2 separate regions of the Homo sapiens genome follow, and region 1 is linked to region 2. A link is an interaction called in ENCODE POLR2A ChIA-PET data of the cell type or tissue named here. Cell type or tissue: GM12878. All regions are shown on one strand. Links, peaks and the distances in the headings refer to the core of each region. The heading gives the core; the rest is flanking DNA. Region 1 has its middle 98 kb from the start of TMEM130. Region 2 has its middle 86 kb from the start of NPTX2.

Region 1 (12,396 bases), core at 3,633-8,632, 69 kb after region 2:
AGCGATTCTCCTGCCTTGGCCTCCCAAAGTGCTGGGATCACAGGCATGACCTACCCTGCCTGGCCTTAAGTGTATCGAGGTATAACATACATGCACAGATTCTAAGCTTGTAGTTCAATGAGTTTTGACAAATGCATCCAGGGAACCACTCCCAAAACCAAGATATAGAACGTTGACCGCCTTCTTTAAACTTTAAACTGTTCTTTCCCATTCTTGTTATTCTGCTCTACTTTTTCTTGTCCCATAATACTCATCACTTTCTAATTTACTTATTGATTTCTATATTTATTTATTTACCTATTTATCATATTTTTTACCCATTTACAATATTGTTGTTTATGGTTTGTTTCTCCCCAGCATCATCCAGGCTCCACAGGGACGGGAATGGTTGTCTCTGTTGTTCAGATGTATCCCAACAGCCTAGAACAGGTCCTGGCACATAGTAGGTGCTCAGTAAGTAGATTTTTTTTTTTTTTTTTTGAGGCAGAGTCTCAGTCTGTTGCCCAGGATGTGGCTTACTGCAATCTCCACCTCCCAGGTTCAAGCGATTCTCCTGCCTCAGCCCCCCGAGTAGCTGGGATTACAGGCGCACACCATCATGCCCAGCTAGTTTTTGTATTTTTAGTAGAGATGGGGTTTCTCCATCTTGGCCAAGCTGGTCTCAAACTCCTGACCTCAAGTGATCCACCCGCCTTGGCCTCCCAAACTGCTGGGATTACAGGCATGAGCCACCACACCCGGGTGAAATTTTGAATGAACGAATGAACCCCCACTTTGCAGATGAGGACAGTGAGAAACAGAGATGGTATGTTTTTGTCCAAGGGAATACTGTCCGTGAGTTCATGGAGAAGTGGGAATTTGAACCCAGGTCCTCCAGCTCCAGAACACTGTCTCTCAGTCATGCTGCCTCTCAGGAATGAGAAGACTCACCTGGTTATCCCCGCCCCAGGCCCACTCAACAGCGCCACGGCCTCCAACTGCCATCTTACCTCAACCCACTCCCATGCGTTCCCTGTTCTCTTTGATCAGCTCGTTGGGCAGAACTTAACATCCACTGATGATGGGGACCATCCTGTAGGAAGCTGTGCTCTAGGTTGTGAGCTCACCAAGAGTGGGGTCCAGGTCTGAGTCACACTGGGGTCCCTGGGTCCAGCACAGTGGCCTCGCAGGTACAGACCAGAAATGGCGAATGAGCGGATAGATGGATGGATGCCAGGGTAGATGGATGAACTTTCCCTCCCAGCCATGTCCCCTGAGGAGGGGACAGCAGACAGTGGGTGGGCTGATGGAGGATGTTACCCTAGTACCTGTCTCTAAGAAACACGGTCTCTTGTGCAGAAGATTAGTGAGTTGCTTGACTTCCCCCTTTTCTGGAGCCCCTGCCCTGCCTAATTACAAGGAGAGACCTCTTTTTTTTTGAGCCAGAGTCTTGCTCTGTCGCCCAGGCTGGAGTGCAGTGGTGCAATCTTGGCTCACTGCAACCTCCGCCTCCCGGGTTCAAGCGATTCTCCTGCCTCAGCACCCCCGAGTAGCTGGGATTACCAGCGCGCACCACCACGCCCGGCCAGTTTTTGTATTTTTAGTAGAGATGTGGTTTCACCATGTTGGCCAGGCTGGTCTTGAACTCCTGAGGTCAGGTGATCTGCCTGCCTCGGCCTCCCAAAGTGCTGAGATTACAGGCGTGAGCCACCGCGACTGGCCGCAAGGAGAAACCTCTTGCAGGTATGACGTGAACATCCATCCACCGGCTTTTCATCCCTCCCTTTGCCCTTCGATGGACTTCCCTGTGCTAGAGGGACATCACAGAATGAGGGTCTATGCCGATCTGCTGGTTAGATTCGCCACCTCCCCTCCTCCAAAAAATCACAGGCATTTTCATACATTGCTGATGGAAGAATAAAATAGCACAACCCTCCTCTGCAGGGAAATTTGATTATAGCCAACAAAACGATGTGTATTTACCCCTAACCCAGCAATCTCATGTCAGGGATCCACTCTGAAGATAAATTTCCCACAATACTGAGTAGATTTACGCACGTGCTAAGCTATCGCAGTGTTATCTGTGATAAATTCACTCCCCCCACCGCCGGCAGGAGGGAAGTTGAGTAAATGGTGGTGCATCCACACAAAAGATACTGTGCAGTTAATAAGAAAAAAAAAATGAAGATCTCTAGGAACTGATATGGAGTGACTTTCAGGATACATTGTTGAGTGAAAAAAAGGTATAAAAAAGTATTTACTGTGGGGCAATTTTTTGTATGAGAAAAAAGAAAAGTACATCTGCTGATTTTTGTAAACAGAAACACTAGAAGGATAACTTTAAAATTAATGAAATCATGGCCAGGCATGGTGGCTCATGCCTGTAATCCCAGCACTTTGGGAGGCCAAGGCGGGTGGATCACCTGAGGTCAGGAGTTCGAGACTAGCCTGGACAACATGGTCTCTACTAAAAATACAAAAAATTAGCTGGGCATGGTGCCACGTGCCTGTAATCCCAGCTATTCAGGAGGCTGAGGCAGGAGAATCGCTTGAACCCGGGAGGCAGAAGTTGTGGTGAGCCGAGATCACGCCATTGCACTCCAGCCTGGGCAACAAGAGTGAAAAAAAAACACAAATTAATGAAATCAGTTACCTGTGGGGGCTGGGTAGGGAAGGGGTATTTGACTACACCTTTTTTATATAGTTATCACTTTTGTATCAAAAATTAATAAGGTTGAGGGAAAATGCCTAAAAGTCATTAAGAACATAAATAAATGGAGCTAACTATATATCAAATGGATACCATAACCGTATAGGAGAGAATACTTATTATTATTTTGAGATAGGGTCTCACTCTGTTGCCCAGGTTGGAGTGCAGTGGTATGATCATAGCTCACTGCAACCTCGAACTCCTGAGCTCAAGCCATCTTCCTCCCTCAGCTTCCCAAGTAGCTGGGACCACAGGCACAAGCCACCAATTGTTTGATTTTTTTTTTTTTTTTTTTTTTTTTTGAAGCGGAGTCTCGTTCTGTCGCCCAGGCTGGGGTGCAGTGGCGCGATCTCAGCTCACTGCAAGCTCTGCCTCCCGAGTTCACGCCATTCTCCTGCCTCAGCCTCCTGAGTAGCTGGGACTACAGGCGCCTGCCACCACGCCCGGCTAATTTTTTTGTATTTTTAGTAGAGACGGGGTTTCATCGTGTTAGCCAGGATGGTCTCCATCTCTGACCTCATGATCCGCCTGCCTCAGCCTCCCAAAGTGCTGGGATTACAGGTGTGAGCCACTGCACCTGGTCTTTTCTTTCTTTTTTTTTTCTTTTTTTTTTTTTTTTGTAGAGACAGGGTCAGGCTCTGTCCCCCAGAGTGAAATGCAGTGGCACTACTATAGCTCATTGCAGCCCCAACCTCCTGGGCTCAAGCAATCCTCCTGCCTCAGCCTTCCGAGCAGCTGTGACTACAGGCACACACCATCACACCGGGCTAGAATTTTTTTTTAAGTAGTTAATACAATTTTTTTAATTCCCTCGAGCTTATTTAATTGTCAACCCCATTCCATAATATGCACTCAATAAATAAATGCTTGAGTGAGTGAGTGAGTGAGTGAGTGAGGGAGTGAGTGAATGACATAAGGGTAGAGGCAGGAAGCTGAGCATCTGTCCTCCCCTCCACTGAGATGTCTCTACTCTGATCGCAATTTATGCAATGTAAGCTCTGTTAAGATCAACTTCATATCACAAAAATGAGCCACAGGTTGTTTCTGGGGCCCATACCCTCATCACCCACCTCTTCCCAAGCAAGACTCTGAAATCACACCTTGCTCTCTTTTCTTCCTCTTCCCTTCTGCTTCCCCCACATCCTCACTGATCTCCCATGGGAGCCTTTTCTTAATAAAACACTTGCCGTTTTCTTTGTTTGTTTGTGAGGGCTGCCAAAACAAAGCATCACACACTGGGACTTAAGCAAGATTTAATGTCCCACAATTCTGGAGGCTGGAGGTTCTGAAACCAAGGGGATGGCAGTTGGGGGCTGTGGTGGCTCATGCCTGTAAGCTCAGCACTTTGGGAGGCCGAGGCCAGAGGACTGTTTGAAGCCAGGAGTTGGAGACCAGCCTGGGCAACATAACAAGACACTGTTTCTACTAAAAATATTAAAATTATGGCTGGGTGCGGTGGCTCACATCTGTAATCCCAGCACTTTGGGAACCTGAGGCAGCTGGATCACCTGAGGTCGGGAGTTCAAAACCAGCCTGGCCAACATGGTGAAATGCTGACTCTACTAAAAATACAAAAAGTAGCTAGGCGTGGTGGTGGGTGCCTGTAATCCCAGCTACTCGGGAGGCTGAGGCACAAGAATTGCTTGAATGCCTGGGCAACAGAGCAAGACTCCATCTCAAAATAAATAAATATATACATACATACATACATACATACATACATACATACATACATACAAAAATTCGCCAGGCATGGTGGTACGTGTCTGTAATCCCAGCTACTCCGGAGGCTGAGGCAGGGGATCACTTGAGCCCAGGAGTTTGAGGCTGCAGTGAGCTACAATCGTACCACCGCACCCCAGCCTGGGTGACAGACCTTCTCTCTAGAAGAAGTAAAAAACGGGGGTGTTGGCAAGGCTGGTTTCTTATCAGGTCTGTGAGGAAGAATCTGTTCCAGGCCTTTCTCCTCGGCTCACAGATGGCCGTCTTCTCTCTGTCTCTTTGCAGCCTCTCCCCTCTGTGTGTCCCGTGTCCAAATTTTCCTTTTTTTATAAGGACACCAGTCATATTGGACTAGGATCCATTCTAGTGACCTCATTTTACTTGATCATCCGCAAAGACCCTATTTCCAAGTAAGGTCATTCGTTACAGGTACTGGGGGTTAGAACCTCCACATCTTTTGGGGGACCCAATTTAACTCATAACCTTTGCCTATCAACCTGCCTTAGAGAAGAGCATTACTGGAAAACAGCAGGACTACTGTGACAGTTAATTATTAATACACATAAAGCATTAATGACAGGACCTGGGACACAGCATGTGGGTGATTTTTTTTTTTTTAAGACGAGGTCTTGCTCTGTGTCTAAGACTGGAATGTTGTGGTGCAATCATAGCTCACTGCAGCCTCAAACTCCTGGGCTCAAGTGATCCTCCCACTTCAGCCTCCCAAGTAGCTGGGACTACAGGCGTGTGCCATCATGCCCAGCTCATTTTTTAAATTTTTTGTACAGTAGGTGTCTCACTATGTTGCCCAGGCTGGTCTCAAACTCCTGGGCTGTTATTTTTATTGTGATTTATTATTATTATATACTGAGGTGTGGTCTTCACTCTCTTAAATACCCCAGGGCTCACCACCGAGCTGAGGGTATCCCTTGTGGAGGGGTTCCCACCAGTCATTTTTCCTCCCACCCTTCATCACAGCTGGTTCCCCAGCTCCCCAGGCCCACAGCCCCAAGGGACAGATCTGATACTGCATCTTCCAAGAAGCTTGGAAGAAGCACAAACCACTTAGGAAAAAGGTTGAAGCCATGAAGGAAAACTACCAATGCCACAAAGACAAAGATGATCTCACCGTTAAAATGCCAGCAGCCTCAACACTCTGCTATAGAGGCGATCATAAAAGTTTCAACCCTCCAGAGCCTCCTTGTAATGTTTACAACTGTTTGCAGGGTTTCACTTCCAGAGGACGCCAGAGGAGCAGATGTGCGCTGAGTCAGCAGCTTCTGGGGTCTTAAGGAATCAGAGCAGAAGGCTGGGGCTGTGTGCATTGCTCTGAGATCTGCCTGGGACAGCTGAGCAGGAGGGGATGAGTCAATTTTGGGCTCTGCATTCCTTCCAGTTTGAGGAACGCAGGCCACAACACACCGACCTGTGACTGTTTTTGCAGAAGACTTGGTCTGCCTGAGCAGACCCAGTATCGTGTCTCCACAATTCAACGAGGGTTTGAGAACCTCGACCACCCCCTTTTCTATGCATCAAATATTCAGCAATTCTTTCCAAAGGGATGGTGAAACGGGAGACAGCCTTGTTTGTCTGGCAGGCGAGGCCCCAGCTATCAGCTCAGTTCAAGGTACAGGGGTTCTGCAAGCTGCCAAATGAAAGAAAGCATTTGCGTATGAAAAGAAGAGCCCAGGAACAAAGGAGAGAGAACGGCGTGTGTGTCCCACTCTCTCGGTGGCCTTGGTGATGCTTGACATTTCTGCGAAATGAATTTAGCGCAAAAACCAACAATTCAAAACCTTGTGCCAAACAACTGATGCGAATAGAACCGGTGGGAGAAGAAACAACACGAGGGTGAAATGTGTCCTAAAATAGTCATCGTTTGCTGCTGTGGTCCACGCCAGCAGAGAAGAACGAGTTGTCAGGGGAGTTGTATTAAAGCAGAAAAAAAGGAACGAGGGCCTCGCTGTTGAGGGAAAGAGTACGGGCTTGCATGAGCAGTGGGGGAGGTGGGGGAGTTCTTTCTCTGATTTACTCAGATTCTCTGTCTATAAATTCCCAGCAAACTGTGCAAATTCTGCTTTGAATCCCCCAAGGACCCGGCCACTTACAAAGCGGTGCCGCAAGTGACCAAGCTCCATCCCACAGGCCCCTCCTACTCAACATGCCCAAAATTGACTCATTCTCTGCCCCCTAACAACTCCCCGTACCCCAAGCCCACTCCACTCCACCATTTTCCATCTCAGCAAGAGACCCCACCACCCAGGCACTGGGAGATGGGGCATCCTCTCTCGCCCCATCCAACCCACTGCCACCACTTCCTCCCTGGTGAGGCAGTGTTGGGCCATGAGGATGCTGGCAGGCTTTGGGAGCCAGACTGCTGGGGTTCTGGGTTCAAATCCCAACTCTTCCACTTACTAATCATGTGACCTTGAACAAGTTCATTTCTTCAAGTCTCAGTCTCCTTTTCTGTCAAATACCTCCTGTAGTCCCAGCTACTCAGGGGGTTGAGATGGGAGGATTGCTTCACAGTTGCATCTGCATCTGTATTAAGAGTTCTCTAGAGGGATGGAACTCACAGGATAGATGTATATACAAAGGGAAGTTTATTAAGGAGTATTGGCTCACACGATCACAAGGTGAGGTCCCACAGTAGGCCATCTGCAAGCTGAGGGACAAAGAAGCTAGTCTGAGTCCCAAAACCTTAAAAGTAGGGAAGCCAAGGGTGTAGCCTTCGGTCTGTGGTCAAAGGTCCAAGAGTCCCAAAGCTAAAGAACTCAGAGTCTGATGTTTGAGGGCAGGAAGCCTCCAGCACAGGAGAACGAGGGAGGCCAGAAAACTAAACCAGTCTAGTCTTTCCACGTTCCTCTGCCTGCAATTTTTTTTTTTTTTTTTTTTTTTTTTTAGACAGAGTCTCGCTCTGTCACCCAGGCTGCAGTGCAGTGGCGCTATCTCGGCTCACTGCAAACTCTGCCTCCCGGGTTCATGCCATTCTCCTGCCTCAGCCTCCAGAGCTGGGACTATAGGCACCTGCCACCACGCCCAGCTAATTTTTTGTATTTTTAGTAGAGATGGGGTTTCACCATGTTAGCCAGGATGGTCTCGATCTTCTGACCTCATGATCCACCCGCCTTGGCCACCCAAAGTGCTGGGATTACAGGCGTGAGCACTGCACCCAGTCCTCCGCCTGCTTTTATTCTAGCGGCACTGGCAGCTGATAGTGCCCACCCAGAATGAGGGCGGGTCTGCCTCTCCCAGTCTACTGACTCAAATGTTAATCTCCTTTGGCCACACCCTCACAGACACACTCAGGATCAGTACTTTGCATCCTTCAATCCAATGAAGTTGACATTCAATATTAATCATTAGAGCATCCTATTGCAGATGGGAGAATTCTGTGCTTTAAAACCCATAACAGGCAAGGTGCAGTGGCTCATGCCTGTAATCCCAGCACTTTGGGAGGCCAAGGCGGGTGGATCACTTGAGGTCAGGAGTTCGAGACCAGCCTGGCCCTAACATGGTGAAACCCCGTCTATACTAAAAATACAAAAATTAGCCAGGTGTGGTGGTGCATGCCTACAATCCCAGCTACTCAGGAGGCTGAGGCAGGAGAATCGCTTGAACCAGGGAGGCGGAGGATGCAGTGAGCCAAGATCGCGCCACTGCACTCCAGCCTGGGCAACACAGGGAGACTCCATCTCAAAAAAAAAAAAGTGGCACAATTCATATTCTTAGCAGGGCATTAGGAGAACAAAGACCCAATGTCTGACCTGGGGACAGGCCCCCGATCCGCCCTGTTGGCAGGGGTGGCAGATACTGCCACACTGCACCTCCTCTCCCCTCATGCAGGGTTCAGCTGTGTTAGGGTTCAGGACCGGAAGGAAACTGGGTGTTGCCGGGGACCCTCATGCCTTGGGTAACTGGTTAGAGGATCAAATGAACTCTTGGAGAAGTAGGGGGCTATTCTTGCCTCAGGCTATTTTAAAGTGTTCTTACTAGACAAGGGCCAGGTGTCATTTCAGAACCACCTCCCACTAGAATAGTACACAGCTGCCCATGTCCCTACTAGTACCTTCAAGAGAACCTAGGATAAGCTGGGAGCAGTGGTTCATGCCTGTAATCCCAGCCCTTTGGGAAGCCAAGGTGGGAGCATGGCTTGAGGCCAGGAGTTTGGGACTAGCCTGGGCCACATAGCAAGACCCTATTTCTACCAAAATAAAAATAAAAAATAAAAATTAGCCAGGTGTCGTGGTGTGCACCTATAGTCCCAGCTACTCAGGAGGCTGAGGTGGGAGGATGGCTTGACCCTGGGAGTTCAAGGCTGCTGTGAGCCATGATCACACCACTGCACTCCAGCCTGGGCAAGAAAGCAAGACCCCCATCTCTAGAAATAATAAAAATAATAAATAGAAGAGGAAATGACAAAATAATAATAATAAAAAATAGAAGAGGAGAAGGCCCAGAGAAGGAGGGCCATGTAATGATGGAGACAGATCAGAGTGACATAGCTACAAGCCAGGCAATGCCAGGGGTTTTCTGCAACACTAGAAGCTGGAAGAGGCAGGAAGGATTCTCCCCCAGGCCCCTCGGGGGACACATGTCCTGCTGACACCTGATGTCAGACATCTGGTCTCCAGAGCTGTGATAGAATAAACTTCTGTTGTTTCACCCACCCAGTCTTCAGTAACTCGATACAGGAGCCCCAGGAGGCTAATACCAGGTTCTCTTCCACGTCACCCCCAGCACCTTTAAGCAACCCTGTGTCCCTCATTAAACACCATTTATAACCAACCACATCACCGTGGACTAGTAGTCATAACATGACATTCTGTAGATGTTTAATTAAACTTGTTATTGATTATGATTATGCAATTTCCTTCCCACATTTCACAGCCAATAATTGCTTTTTCCAGGTCTCAAAACTTTTCTTCAGCCTTAAAGAAGCCACAGCCTCCGTGCCCACAAGGCATCAGTAGAACAAACATCTCTCACTTTGCTGTCTCCTCTCTCAGCAAGAAGACACACCTGAGGACAAGGAAAGTCATGCCGGGTCAGGCATGGTGGCTCACGCCTGTAATCCCAGCCCTGTAGGAGGTTGAGGCAGGAGAACTGCTTGAGGCCAGAAATTTGAGACCAGCCTGGGCAATATAGCAAAACCCCATCTCTACAAAAAAACAAAAAATTAGCCAGCATTGGGGGGTGCATGCATGTGGTCTCAGCTACTTGGGAGGCTGAGGCAGAAGGATCCCTTGAGCCCAGGAGGTTGAGGCTAGTGAGCTATGATGGTGCCACTGCACTCCAGTGTGGGTGACAGAGCAAGACCCTGTCAAAAAAAAAAGAAAGAAAAGAAAAGCAAGAAGGAAAGAAAGGAAGGGAGGGAGGAAGGGAAGAAGGAAGGGAGGGAGGGAAAGAAAGCCCTGAGCTGTCTCCTTGAGCAGAAAAGCCAGCCCACCCCAGTGGGCTCTTCCTGCACTACTACAGACAGGCAGGTGCCAGGCCAGGTGTGGCAATGTCACTTTTGTTCAGGAGTGGAGGGAGCAAGTGTCCACTCTCTCCCCACTCCCTGGGGACTGGGCTGTGGTCAAGTGATCCAGGCTCAGCCAATCAGACTCCTACAGAGAGAGACAGATGTTTGATGAAGGGGGAAGAGGGTGGAGGTCAGCAGAGGCCCTCCCTGGCACACCTGGGCTCCTCCCAGCCTCTGTAGTATTTTAGAGATTAGGACATTAGGAGAAAAAAGGTCCAATGCCTGACCTGGGCACAGGCCTGGGATCCCGCCCTGCCTTCCCTTAGTCAGTCCCACAGCTGCCCCTGGCTTCAGCAAGCCCTCTTGGCAGCTCAGCCCCTGCCTGTTCACTACATGGAGGTCCCTTCTGCCTTTCAGGCTCATCAACACTGACTGCATTCACAAGTCTTCTCTTTCTTTTCTAGAGACAGGGTCTTGCTCTGTGGCTCAGGCTGGAGCACAGTGGCAGGATCAGGGTTCACTACAGCCTCAAACTCCTGGGCTCAAGCAATCCTCCCACCTTAGCCTTCTGAGTAGCTGGAGGCATGCACCCCCACACCTGCTATTTTATTTTATTATTATTTTTTTTTTTTTGAGATGGAGTTTTGCTCTTGTTGCCCAGGCTGAAGTGCAATGGCGCAATCTCGGCTTACTGAAAGCTCCGCCTCCCAAATTCAAGCGACTCTCCTGCCTCAGCCTCCCTAGTAGCTAGGATTACAGGCACCCGCCACCACGACCAGCTAATTTTTTGTATTTTTAGTAGAGACGGGTTTTCACTCTGTTGGCCAGGCTGGTCTCAAACTCCTGACCTCAGGCAATCCACCTGCTTCGGCCTCCCAAAGTGCTGGGATTACAGGTGTGAGCCACCATGCCCAGCTACTTGCTAATTTTTAAATTATTTTTTGTAGAGACAGGGTGTTGCTCTGTTGCCCAGGCTGGTCTTGAACTCCTGGCCTCAAGCGATCCTCCCATCTTGGCCTCCCAAAGCATTAAGATTACAGGCATGAGCCACCATGCCCGACCTGAGTCTCCCTCTTAAAGAGATGACAGCTTTGAAATCAGACACACAGGGTCCAAGTCATGCTCCTGTTATCCTGAGCAAGCCACAACCCTCCCTGAGCCCCAGCTTCCTCATGTGACCAATGGGAGCACTTCCATCCACCACGGTGCTCGAGGAAACAGGTCTTAAACTCCAGTCATACAGTGGCTTGTTTTACCATCCACTGGGTGGCCAGGCTGTGCCGCAGGACAGAATCACATAGGAATGCAGACAAGGTTAAAAGGCAGATAAGTGTCCTCCAGGGAAGAGAAGAGAACAGTGCAGGATTCGAGGTCACTTAGAACAGACAAAACACGCGCATCAGGCCCCAGTGGTGCAACATTTATTTACAGCGAGAGAAGAGAGGACGCTCACAATCTAGCCCCTTGCAATGTGCCAGTCCCCCAAGGCCAGCAGAGCCGCTCAACTGCTGACATGGGCAGTGTAGCTGCACAAACCCCACTTCATGCTGCAGTGGAAGGACCCCTCCTTCTCCCTCCCCCATGGGGTTGGGGGGTCTCAGATACAGACAACTGGGGGCCATGTATGCATGTGCTGAAGCAGAACAAAATACACGTGGAGTCTGAAACAGGGAACGATACCTCCACGCAGGGCGCTAAGCTCAGCACAGGCTGCGTGAGCTCCCTAGTTCTTGGTAAGGAAGTGATCCAGCCCTAAGACCCACTCTTTTGGTTTACAGACAGAATCTCACTCTGTCACCCAGGCTAGAATGTAGTGGCACCATTATAACTCACTGCAGCCTTTTAACTCCTGGGCTCAAGCCATCCTCCTGCCTCAGCCTCCCAAGTTGCTGGAACTACGGGCGCACGCCACCATGCACAGCTAATTTTTTTTTTTTTTTCAGAGACAAAATTTCGCTCTTGTTGCCCAGGCTGGAGTACAATGGCTCGATCTCGGCTCACCACAACCTCCGCCTCCCAGGTTCAAGCGATTCTCCTGCTTCAGCCTCCCAGGTAGCTGGGATTACAGGCGCCCACCACCACGCTCGGCTAATTTTGTATTTTTAGTAGAGACGAGTTTTCTCCATGTTGTTCAGGCTGGTCTCAAACTCCTGACCTTGGGCGATCCGCCCACCTCGGCCTCCCAAACTGCTGGGATTACAGGCGTGAGCCACCACGCCCAGCACCTCCCCCTCCAACTTTTTTTTTTTTTAGAGGCAGGGTCTTGCTATGCTGTCCAGCTGCCAGGGCCCTTTCTTTTTTTTTTTTTTTTTTGAGACGGAGTCTCGCTCTGTCGCCCAGTCTGGAGTGCAGTGGCGTGATCTCGGCTCACTGCAAACTCCACCTCCTGGGTTCACGCCATTCTCCTGCCTCAGCCTCCGGAGTAGCTAGGACTACAGGTGCCCGCCACCACGCCCGCTGCCAAGGCCCTTTCTTATGTGGCCAAGCTGGGGTTGAAAACTGCCTTTCCAACAGCTGAATA
Region 2 (12,396 bases), core at 3,592-8,591:
TCTGTGTCTCACAATCAGGAAGACTAATTTGTTGATCCGACCATGTGGAGACTTGAACCTGTCAAATTTTCAGTGTACTGTGGGTGCCCAAGGCTGTGATTTTCTTGGTCAGAAACTTCACCTATCTCCAATGAGAACCGATGAATTGGCAGCCTGCTTGTCTTCGCAAGCTTGGCTCTCTTTCAACTTCTTTGCCTAAGGGCTGGACGATAAAAGGCAGGGCTGAAAATAAAATCGTATGATTGCCTTTTTTAAAGAGGGCTGAATTCCAAGGCATGGATCTCTGCCGTCATTTGCATTTGGATTGGGGATATCAATGCAGTATGATAAGTATTTATTTTAAAAAATCTGATAGCATGCAAATACATTTTCCTATTTCCCAGCTCCTTTCTCCTTCCCTAACCTTTGCACCCCTGACAAAAACAAGCAAACAAAAGCTCACCCGCTGTAAATGCAGCTGTGGATTTCTCAAAGACATGTCCTTTGGAAATTGCTAGAAGTTTCAAAGTTATATCGCCCTTGGCATTGTGCCTTGAGTACATACGGGACAGTGATGGGTGGGTTCAGGTTTTGTGGGATATGAAACAGGTGATTTGGCAGACTCCCCTTAAAAAAAGAATACAACAGTAGCATTACCAGTTAGCAGCAGGATCTTGGAATGGGTACTTGCAAGGGAAGGGGCTGACTCTGGCATTTCATTAGCTTTACTGTACATCTTTTTTTTTTTTTTTTTTTTTTTGAGACGGAGTCTTGCTCTATTGCCCACGCTATGGTGCAGTGGTGTGATCTCGACTCACTGCAACCTCCGCCTCCCGGGTTCAAGCGATTCTCTTGCCTCAGCCTCCCGAGTAGCTGGGACTACAGGTGCCCACCACCACACCTGGCTAATTTTTGTATTTTTAGTAGAGATGGGGTTTCACCATGTTGGCCAGGCTGGTCTCAAACTCCTGACATCAAGTGATCTGCCCACCTCGGCCTCCCAAAGTGCTGGGATTACAGGCGTGAGCAACCGCGTCTGGCCTCTTTATTGTACATCTTTTTCCTGCTGTCACTGATATTTTTCAAATATCAGCAGCAACCTAGATTCAGATGAGAGACCAAAACCAAGGTTCATCTTTCTTTTTTCTCTCTTTCTTTCTTTCTGTTGTTTTTGTTTGTTTGTTTGGTTTTTGAGACAGGGTCTTGCCCTGTCACCCAGATTGGAGTGCAGTGACACGATCTTGACTCATTGCAACCTCCACTTCCTGGGGTCAAGCAATTCTCCCACCTCAGCCTCCTGAGTAGCTGGGACTACAGGCATGTGCCACCACTCCCGGTTAATTTTTTTTTTTTTTTTTTTTTTTGGTAGAAACTGGGTTTCACCATGTTGCTCAGGCTGGTCTTGAACTTCTGGCCTCAAGTGATCTTCTAGCCTCAGCCTCCCAAGGTGCTGGGATTACAGGCATGAGCCACCATGCCTGGCCCAAGTTTCCCCTTTCAGTGGGTCAGGTTTTTAACTTTCCCTTCCTTGCTTCTTCCTTGGAAGGGGAAAAAAATCCAGCTCTTTCTGGGCATGTCTTTTGAACAGCTGTGTTGTCTGCCATCGCTGAACAGATTCAACATCTGGAGCAAATGAGGCTGTCAGTTTCACTAACCAACAGCCTTCTGTCACTGATCTACCATTAGGCAAAACTGCCACCAGTTAGGCAGAGCTAACAGTTAGTTTCCTCAGCCACCATTAAGCAAAACTGACAGTTTCCTCCTGTCCTCCTGTCGCTGGGCTATAATCAGGTACAACTGCCACCAGTGCTCTGAGCTTCCTCAGCTTTGGCCTGATGTCCAAACAACAAAATGTACCCTTGGCTTAGTGGATCAGAGGACAGGGAATTCCACGCTTTGTGTTCGGGAGTAAATAAAAGATACGTAGTCATAACATGCGTGAACCCAGCTAGAAGAGACACAGTTACTTCAATTCACTCTCTGCCCAGATGCCTCTGTCTAACCCTCCCTAGTGATTTTTTGGGATAGGGTCAGCAGGCCTCTCTTAGGCTCCTCCATCATCACCTCCTTGTTGCAGAATGAGTTTTTCCTATACAGAAAGGCTGGACTGTGCAATGTCAGGAGGCTGGAGCTCTACAGAGGATGCTGCCAAAACTGTAGAGAGCAGGAGCGGCTGAATGTAGGTGGGGCTACACCACCACTGTGGACCACAGTGCGCTGTGAGAAGCAGTGGGTTGAGCTTTTCCAGATGACTGACTTACTTTCTGTGACTTAGCATTAAGTGAAAAAAGGTGGAATCAGAGGAGTATAAGCAAGATCTTGTATTTAGAAATTGTGCCAGCTACTTGGGAGGCTGAGGTGGGACGACAGCCTGAGCCTCGGAGGTCAAGGTGCAGTGAGCCATGATCGTGCCACTGCACTCCAGCCTGGGTGACAGAATGAGACCCTGTCTCAAAAAAAAAAAAGAAAAAAGGGAAAGAAAGAGAGAGAGAAAGAAAGAAAGAAAGAAAGAAAGAAAGAAAGAAAGAAAGAAAGAGAAAGAAAGAAAGGGAAAGAAAGAAAAAGAAAAAGGAGGGAGGGAGGGAGGAAGGAAGGAAAAAGAAAACAAAGGGAAGAAAAAGAAGGAAAGAAAGGAGAAAGAGAGAAGAAAGAAAAGAGAGAAAGAAAGAAAGAGAAAAAGAAAGAAAGAAAGAAAAAGAAATTTTGTATATAGCCATATATATAGTTACGGTGAGGCAGAACCTATGTCCCAAAGATGGTTGCAACAATATCTCCCGCCCCACAAGCTCTTCTGCAGTGTGACCTTGACACTCTCCCCTCAGGGCTGGGGTCTAATTCCTTGCCCTTGAATCTTGCCGTATGATTCACCTTTAACCAATAGAATGCAAAGAAAACGGTCCTGCATGACTGCGAGACTCTCGAAACTCTTCCTCTCTGGAGGGCTCCTCCTGGGACCTTGTCTTGAGCAAGTTACCCGCCATGCTCTGAGGATGCCCAAGCCACATGGAGAGGCCATGCTTATGCATTCCAGGCCACAGTTCCAGCAGAGGCCAGGCTTCCAGGCACCTAGACAGTAGAACTGGGAGTGGAACAGCCCCCAGATGATCCCAGTCTTCCCAGCTGAGATTCCAGACACGTGGAACAAAGACTGTGCCTTTCCTGAATTCCAGACCCACAGAAGCCATGAACCTACTAAAATGATTGTGATTCATGCCACTACCCTTGGGGTGGTGAGTTATGTAGCAATGGATACGTACATCTTCCACCTCCTCCAGGAAGCCTCCCTGGCTGCACCCATCCCTGGGATCACCCTCTCCTACAAGGTCATGGCACCTCTTGGCCACAGCCCTCATTCCTCCCTTCATGATTATGTAGATATGTCGTGGCATGTTTGTTTAACATAACAGGAGTACAGAGAAAATGGACAGAGTCATATCCCAGGCTGACATTGGCCAGAAGGGAGTGATGGGGAAAGGAAAGAAAGAGAGAGAGAAAGAGGGAGGGAGAGTGGGGAGAGAGGAGGGGAAGGAAGGAAGAGAAGGAATGGGGGAAGGAGGCAGAGGCAAGACAAACAAAAAAAATTTCCATAATATAATGTGCTTGTATAATGGGATCCTATTTATGAACCTGTGTGTATATGCATGTGTGTGTAAATGCTTAAATAGACGCTTGAAAAGATGGTCCCAAAATGTTAGTGGTGACATTTAGGTGTCTTTTCTTCTTTATAATTTTCTATGTTGTTGCAATTACTTTTACAATGAGCATGTATTTTTACATCATCAGAAAGCAGAGAAAAGCTATTTTCATTGAAAAAAAATTTTTTTTTGTCTTTAAAGCATCTCTGGCTGACGACAGTGCGGCACTGCATGACTCAGATGTCCCCTCTTGGGTTCCTGGCTCCTAAAGCCTCTGGCATGTTGAGACCTTTGAGTTACTGAATTTTTCCTGGATGGGGGCTTCCAGCATGGTTTTCTGGGACTCTTCAGTGACCTCCAGGGATGTGGCCTGCTAGGGCGGCCTCCACCTCACCCATAGCACTGCCTCTCAGGGGATTCTCTGTAAGTCTGGGAGTTTCCCTGACCACTCGGCGTCATGCTGGGTGCGGTGATCGCCAACGGGATCCTCGTCACCTCACAGGATCCATTTCTCCCCTTCACAAACAGTAGAGAGAACCAGAAGAGGCCAAAGGGAAGGCCCATCTGCTGTACCAGCACCTGCCACTGGCCTTTTCGGCTTTTTTTTTTTTTCTTTTTGAGACGGAGTCTCACTTCGTCGCCCGGGCTGGAGTGCTGTGGCATGATCTCAGCTCACTGCAACCTCTGCCTCCTGGGTTCAAGCAATTCTCCTGCCTCAGCCTCCCGAGTAGCTGGGATTACAGGCGTATGCTGCCACACCCGGCTAATTTTTTTTTTTTTTTAATTTTAGCAGAGATAGGGTTTCGCTGTGTTACCCAGGCTGGTCTCGAACTCCTGAGCTCAGGCAATCCACCTGCCTGGGCCTCCCAAAGTGCTAGGATTACAGGCATGAGGCACTGCACCTGGCCTTGGCTTTTTTAAAAACAACTTTGATTGGGTGCAGTGATTCAAATCTGTAATCCCAGCACTTTGGGAGGTTGAGGTGAGAGGATCGCTGGAGGCCAGGAGTTCAAGACCAGCCTGGGAAACATAGCAAGACCCTGTCTCTACCAAAAATACAAAAGTCAGTGAAGCATGGTGGTGCACACCTGTGACTGCAGCTGCTCAGAAGGCTGAGGTGAGAGGATCCCTTGAGCCCGGGGAGGTCAAGGTTGCAGTGAGCTGTGACTGCACCACTGCACTCCAGTCTGGATGACAGAGTAAGACCCTGTCTCAAAAAATAAAAAGTAAATTAATTAAAATAAAAACAGCTTTATTGAGATGTAATATACATATCCTACAATGCACCCACTTAAAGTGTAGAATTCAATGGTTTGGGGCATATTACATTATTAAAATTTTAAAAACACGGTAAGGCCGGGCGCGGTGACTCACGCCTGTAATCCCAGCACTTTGGGAGGTCGAGTCGGGTGGATCACTTGAGGTGAGGAGTTCAAGACCAGCCTGGCTAACATGACGAAACCCTGCCTTTGCTAAAAATATAAAAATTAGCTGGGCGTGATGGCACACACCCATAATCTCAGCTACTCAGGTGGCTAAGGCACGAGAGTCACTTGAACCCAGAAGGTGGAGTTTGCAGTGAGCCAAGATCGTGCCACTGCACTCCAGCCTGGGTGACAGAGTAAGACTCTGTCTCAAAAAATAAAATAAAATGAAAAACATGGTAAAATATACATAACATAAAATTTGCCATTTTAACTTTTTTTTTTTTTTTTTTTTTTTGAGATGGAGTCTCGCTCTGTCGCCTAGGCTGGAGCGCAGTGGTGCAATCTCGGCTCACTACAAGCTCCGCCTCCCGGGTTCACGCCATTCTCCTGCCTCAGCCTCCCAAGTAGCTGGGACTACAGGTGCCCGCCACCACGCCTGGATAATTTTTTGTATTTTTAGTAGAGATGGGGTTTCACCAACGGTCTCGATCTCCTGACCTCGTGATCCGCCCGCCTCGACTTCCCAAAGTGCTGGGATTACAGGCGTGAGCCACCGCACCCAGCCCAGCCCATTTTAACCATTTTAAGTGTACAATTCAGTAGCATGAAATTCATTCACCATGTCGTGCATGCATGCATCACCACTATGACTCAAACCTGTAATCCCAGCACAAAAACGGTAGGTTTCTAAATCATTTTTTTTTTTTTTTGAGACTGAGTCTTGCTCTTATTGCCCAGGCTGGAGTGCAGTGGCGCACCCTCAGCTCACTGCAACCTCTGCCTCCCAGGTTCAAGAGATTCTCCTGTCTCAGCCTCCCAAGTAGCTGGGATTAATGCATGCACCACCACACCAAGCTAATTTTTTGTGTTTAGTAGAGACGGGGTTTCACCATGTTGGTCAGGCTGGTCCCGAACACCTGACCTCAGGTGATCCACCCACCTTGGCCTCCCAAAGTGCTAGGATTACAGGCATGAACCACCGTGCCCAGCCTCCAAAGCTTTTTTATCATCCCAAACGGAAACTCTACTGGTTAAGCAGTCACTCCCCGTTTCCCATCCCTTCCGCCAGCCCCAGCTCATCTGCTTTCTGTCTCTATGGATTTGTCTATTCTAGAGATTTCATACAGCGTTTGGCTTTTTGTCTGGCTTCTGTCACTTAGCACAATGTTTTCAAAGTTGACCCACGCGGTGGCACGTGTAGGGCTTGGTTCCTTGTTAAGGCTGAATAAGGTCCCATCGGATAACTAGACCGCGTTGTGTTTATCCACTCATCCATCATACACTTGGGCTGTTTCCATCCTTCTTTCAAGTCTCAGGAGTGTGTTTGTCCTGTTGGATATAGACCACCTTCATCCCTGCTCCCCATCGGAACTCAAAATCTGCCAAGGATGTTTCAGGTCTGGAGCAGAGGGTGGGATAAGGAGGAGCAGCTCCGGAGGTTGGAGGGAGGATAGAGGGGAGAAGACGTTCACACCCACTCATATGTCCAGTGACCCAGCTGACGTAGACTTGGTTTCCTCCCAACGTGCCAATCAGGCAAGTTCCTCACCCTCTGTGCAACTCAGCTTCCTCATGTAATGCCTCCATGTGGAGTGCAGTCAGATGAGAAAAGAGAAGTGCGGGCAGACAGCTTAGCCCAGCAGCTGACTTGTGACGGACACCTGACCCGTGGCAGCGTGGCTGCAAGGCTGCCATCCAGCCTTCTCCCTGGAACCATCGCATCTCTCAGGCCTGGGGCTTTCCTGGCAGCCAGAGCTTGCCCTAACAGTGTTCATGGCAGGATGGAAATGCAGGGAATAAAGCCATCCCCTCCCCTAGAAGCCCTCACCCATCAGTGCGGAAACGCCCAGCTCCCTCCCACCCGGGTGGGGTAACTCCGAAATGCCCCTTCTGCAGAGCTGCCAGGGTCCCCCAGGGAGATGACGCTCCAGTTGCCCATGGGGGAGCCTGGTTTGCCATTGCACCCTGTTTAAAAATATTTTGTGGGTACATAGTAGGTGTATATATTTATGGAATACATAAGATGTTTTGCTGGACACGGTGGCTCACGCCTGTAATCCCTGCACTTTGGGAGGCTGAGGCGGGTGGATCGCCTGAGGTCGGGAATTCGAGACCAGCCTGGCCAACGTTGGTGAAACCCCATTTCTACTAAAAATACAAAAAAAAATTAGCTGGGCATAGTGGCGGGCTCCTGTAATCCCAGTTACTAGGGAGGCTGAGGCAGGAGAATCGCTTGAACCCAGAAGATGGAGGTTGCAGTGAGCAGAGATCGTGCCACTGCACTCCAGCCTGGGCAATAAGAGTGAAACTCCATCTCAAAAAAAAAAAAAAGAAAGAAAAAAATAATGTTTTGATACAGTCATGCAGTGTGTAATAATCACATCAGTGTAAATGGAGTATCCCTTCCCTCAAACATTTATCCTTTGTGTTACAAACAATCCAATTATACTTTTTAAAATTATTTTATTTTATTTTATTTTGTATTTTTATTAGAGATGAGGTTTCACCATGTTGGCCAGGCTGGTCTTAAACTCCTGACCTCAAATGATCCATCTGCCTTGGCCTCCCAAAGTGCTGGGATTACAGGTGTGAGCCACTGTGCTGGCCTGTTTTTCATTATTTTAAAATGTGCAATTAAATTATGATTGACTACAGTCACCCCATTGTGTTATCAAATACTAGGTCTTACTCATTCTATCTATTGTTTTGTACCCATTAACCATCCCCGCCTCCCCCAACCCCTACTACTTGTCCCAGCCTCCGGTAACCATCTTTCCACTCTCTATCTCCATGAGTTCAATTGTTTTTATTTTTAGCTCCCGCAAATAAGTGAGAACATGGCCATCGCACCGTTTGTTGAACGCCTTCTCTTCCCCCTCTCCCTCCCCACTCTTGGTGTTCCCAGTACGACCCCACCCCCCCCCCCCCCGCCAATAAACCAAGTGCATTTGAACCCTTATCTCAGAAATGCTTCTGGCAGGAATTCAAGCAAAGCTATTATTATTATTATCATTATTACTGTTAAATGGGATCCATCTCATCTTCCACCTCCTCCAGGAAGCCTCCCTGGCTGCACCCACTCCAGGGACCTCCCTCTCCTACAAAGCCACAGCACTTGTTCATCACAGCCCTCGTTCCTGTCTTCATCGAGTCCACCTTATTTTATTCTACATTTCATCTGTTGCTAGCAGAAAATGCTAATTCCTTGGGCTGGCCCCTGGGAAGCTGGCAACGCACACCCTCTGAATCTGTGATGAAGCTGTACCGCCTTTGATGGAGTCAGAAGATGAAACGCGGACCGCGGTGCTGCGAATCCCTGGGAGATGGGGCCGGCATGCAATATTTAAAGGGCCGTTTCATGAAAGGGAGCTACCCAGGCTTTTAACATAGGTTTTCAAGAAAGTCGGACTCGATTTTTCAGCCTCAAACTCATGTTTGGGTGCACTTCGTGCTTTAAATACTCATTTCTACTGCCTTGATATTTTAATTTATTGCCTTTCAAGTTTTATAAGTCCAAAGTGCTTTCAGGGGCTCGGTCTCACGAGAGGCAGGGGACGAGAACTGGGGACTCATTGCATTCGAAGAGAGAATTTTACGGTCCCTGAGAGGTCAGTGAGCGGACCCTCTGACATGGAGGTATGAGGCACTTAAGGTTTGTCCTCACAGAGGCCAAGATATCTGTCGAAAAGTGCAGAGTTAATTCAGGGCGGCTTGACTCTTCTTCCTTCTTCTCCCTCCTTCAGTGTCTCTTTCCCTTCTTTTTCTTTTTCTCCTTTCTTTCCGCTTTTTAATCGAGATATAACTTACAGTAGGCTAGGTTGCGGTGGCTCACGCCTGTAATCCCAACACTTTGGGAGGCCAAGATAGGAGGATCACTTGAGGCCAGGAGTTTGAGACAAGCTGGGGCAATAGAGCAAGGCCCCATCTTTACAAAAAAAAATTTTTTTTTAATTAGTTGGGCTTGGGGTCACGGTGGCATGCACCTGTAGTCTCAGCTACTCTCGGAAGGCTGACGCAGGAGGATCGCTTGAGCCCAGGAGTTCGAGGCTGCAATGAGTAAGGTTTCTGCCACTGCACTCCATCCTGAAAGACAGAGCAAGAACTTGTCTCGAAAAAAGAAAAAGAAAAAGAGAGAGAGAAAACTCACAGTAAAGCAGACAGATCTTAGATCTAAGGGCACAGATTAATGCATTTCTGTGCATGTGCCCCTTGTCATTTCTACCAGGTCAAGATCTAGAACATTCTGTTTCTTCAGAGGGTCCCCCATGGCCCTTCCCAGTCAGTAGCCCCAAAAGGTAACCGCTCTTCTGACCTCTTTCACCAAGATTAGTATTTTTTTTTTTGAGACAGAGTTCTGCTCTGTTGACCAGGCTAGAGTGCAGTGTCAGATCTTGGCTCACAGCAACCTCCGCCTCCCGGGTTCAAGCAGTTCTCCTGCCTCAGACCCCTGAGTAGCTGGGATTACAGATGTGTGCCACCACACCCAGATAATTTTTTGAATTTTTAGTACAGATGGGGTTTCACCATGTTGGCTGGGCTGGCCTCAAACTCCTGACCTCAAGTGATTTGCCCTCCTCGTACTCCCAAAGTGTTGGGATTACAGGCGTGAGCTACCGGTCAACTAGTCTTAAAGTTTGTATATAAATGGAACTTTACAGCACGTCTGCATCTTCCACTCCACATTTTAAAATTTATCCATAAGGTTGCACACATCAATAATTTGTTCTTTTTCATGCCTATGTAGTATTCCACTGCAACATAGTGCAATGTATTTAATCTATTCTACTTTGGGCAGGGATTTGGTTTATTTCCAGTTTGGGCTCTGTATTCATATGCTCAGGCTGCCACAACAAAGTACCACAGACTACATGGCTTAAACAGCTGAAATTTATTTTTCTGCAGTTTTGGAGTCTGGAAATCCAAGATCAAGGTGCCAGCAAGTTTGGTTTCTCCTGAGCCCTCTCTCTTGGCTTGCAAATGCCTGTCTTCTCATGATGTCCTCACATGGCTTTTTCTCTGGGTGTGTGTATCTGTGGTGTCTCTTCCTCTTCTTATACAGACAAGTCATACTGGATTAGAGCTTCACTCTTATGTCCTCATTTTATTGTAATTATCTATCTATTTTTATTTATTTTTTTATTTTTTTGAGACAGAGTCTTGCTCTGTTGCCCAGGCTAGAGTGCAATTGCACGATCTCGGCTCACTGCAACCTGCACCTCCCTGGTTCAAGCAATTCCCCTGCCTCAGCCTCCTGAGTAGCTGGGATTACAGGAGCACGCCACCACGCCCTGCTAATTTTTTTGTATTTTAAATAGAGATGGGGTTTCATCATGTTGGCCAAACTGGTCTTGAACTCCTGACCTCAGGCGATCCACCCACCTTGGCCTCCCAAAGTGCTGGGATTATAGGAGTGAGCCACCGCGCCCGGCCTGTAATTACCTCTTTAAAAGCCAAACACAGTCACATTAGGGGTTCAGGCTTCAATATATAAATTTTGGGGAGACACAATTCAGTCTATAACAGGCTATTAAGAATAATTCTGCTATAAGGAACTCAAATAACTCAATAAGAAGGAAACAAAGAACTCAATTTTTTTTTTTAATGGGCAAAGGGGCCGGGCATAGTGGCTCACGCCTGTAATCCCAGCACTTTGGGAGGCCGAGGTGGGTGGATCACCTGGGGTCAGGCATTTGAGACCAGCCTTGCTAATGTGGTGAAACCCTGTCTCTACTAAAAATACAAAAATTAGCTGGGCGTGGTGGCGGACACCTGTAATCCCGGCTACTTGGGAGGCTGAGGCAGGAGAATCGCTTGAACCTGGGTGGCAGAGGTTGCAGTGAGCCGAGATCGCGCCACTGCACTCGAGCCTGGGCGATAGAGTGAGACTCTGTCCCCCCCAAAAAAAAAAAAAGTATGTGAAATAATGCATATGTTAATTTGCTGAATTTAGCCATTCCACAATGTATACACATATTTCAAAACATGTACCTGATAAAATATACCATGTTTATTTGTGAATTTTATATATATATATGTACATACCAGTTCTTTTTTAAAAAGAATAATGCTGTTATGAACATCCACATGCAGGGTCTTTTCATGAACATCACACTCATTTTTGCTGGGCGTACACTCAGGGTTGGACTTACTCGTAGCATGTTGCATGTAGTAAGTGGTGTAACATGTTACATGCATGTAGCACGTAGCAAGAGTGACGTCAGTCAATACCCCCAAACGCCCTTCCAAAGTGGCTGCACCAATCAACATTCTCACGGAGTTGGAGTGAGATTTCTAGCGCTGTGCTCACAGTTTAGGACTTTCAGTCATTTGCTGCTATATAAAGTCTGAGTGTAGGCAAAGCAGTGACTTAGAACCACTGACATTTCAAAACAGAAATTGCCTTTTCTGCGTCTGAGTATGTGCCTAACATCTAGCAATAGTATCTGCATGCATTAATGCGCATGTAATTTTAGTGCTTCTTTAGAGACCTGGAAAGAATAAAGTGAGATTTCTAGTGCCACATCCTTTTTTGGTGTAGTCTGTCCTTTTCATTTTAGTCTTTCTAGTGGGCATATGCAGCATCATTTTTTAAAAATCTACTTTCTATTTTGGAATAATTGTAGATTTGTAGAACAGTTGCAAATACTACAGATTTGTAGAAAAGTTGCAGATATGGCTCCTGTATCCTTTTCATTCAGCTTCTCCTTATGGTAACATCAAAATAACATTCTTCTTTAAAAATTAAAAACATTAAGGCCAGGTGCCGTGGCTCACGCCTGTAATCCCAGCACTTTGGGAGGCCGAGGCGGGTGGATCACTTGAGATCAGGAGTTCGAGGCCAGCCTGGCCAACGTGACAAAACCCCGTCTCTACTAAAAATACAAAAATTAGCTGGGTGTGGTGGCGGGAGCCTGTAATCCCAGCTACTTGGAAGGCTGAGGCAGGGGAATGGCTTGAGCCTGGGAGGTAGAGATTGCAGTGAGCTGAGATCACGCCACTGCACTCCAACCTGGGTTTCAGAGCGAGACTCTGGCTCAAAAAAACAAAACAAAACAAAAACAAACAAACAAAAAGGTACCAGTGGATCACATGTCACTTATCTAACTAAAATATCTAAATTAGACATGCATCTTAAAATGAGCTTAGGCCCTGCATTTATTTTAATAATTGGAATAGTTGATATTTTGATCTTTTGCAGGATAATGAAAATCCTCCTATTATTCCCTATCATGGATGGAGAATTCATCATTTTCTGCATATATCAAATGAACTGTTTTTTTTTGTTTGTTTGTTTGTTTTTTTTTTGGAGACGGAGTCTTGCTCTGTCATCCAGGCTGGAGTGCAGTGGCGTGATC

What was found. ChIA-PET counts read pairs that join two places held together with the same protein. Peaks named below come from ENCODE experiments on the same cell type or tissue, not always from the same donor. Only the 100,000 strongest peaks of a DNase experiment are listed, where the experiment ranks them.
Region 1: POLR2A ChIA-PET joins it to region 2 with 10 read pairs; 2 of 35 experiments call an interaction of 5 or more read pairs at or near these places.

Annotation. Positions count from the first base shown.
Region 1 is chr7:98,766,041-98,778,436 of GRCh38, forward strand. No RefSeq gene overlaps it. Among named protein-coding and RNA genes, the nearest start is that of TMEM130, 98 kb to the right of the region's middle. In GM12878, for the core only: no CTCF peak of the experiment used is centred there; DNase peaks (open chromatin) are centred at 5,691 and 6,341; H3K4me3 peaks cover 596 bases; H3K27ac peaks cover 2,293 bases.
Region 2 is chr7:98,697,518-98,709,913 of GRCh38, forward strand. No RefSeq gene overlaps it. Among named protein-coding and RNA genes, the nearest start is that of NPTX2, 86 kb to the left of the region's middle. In GM12878, for the core only: no CTCF peak of the experiment used is centred there; a DNase peak (open chromatin) is centred at 5,684.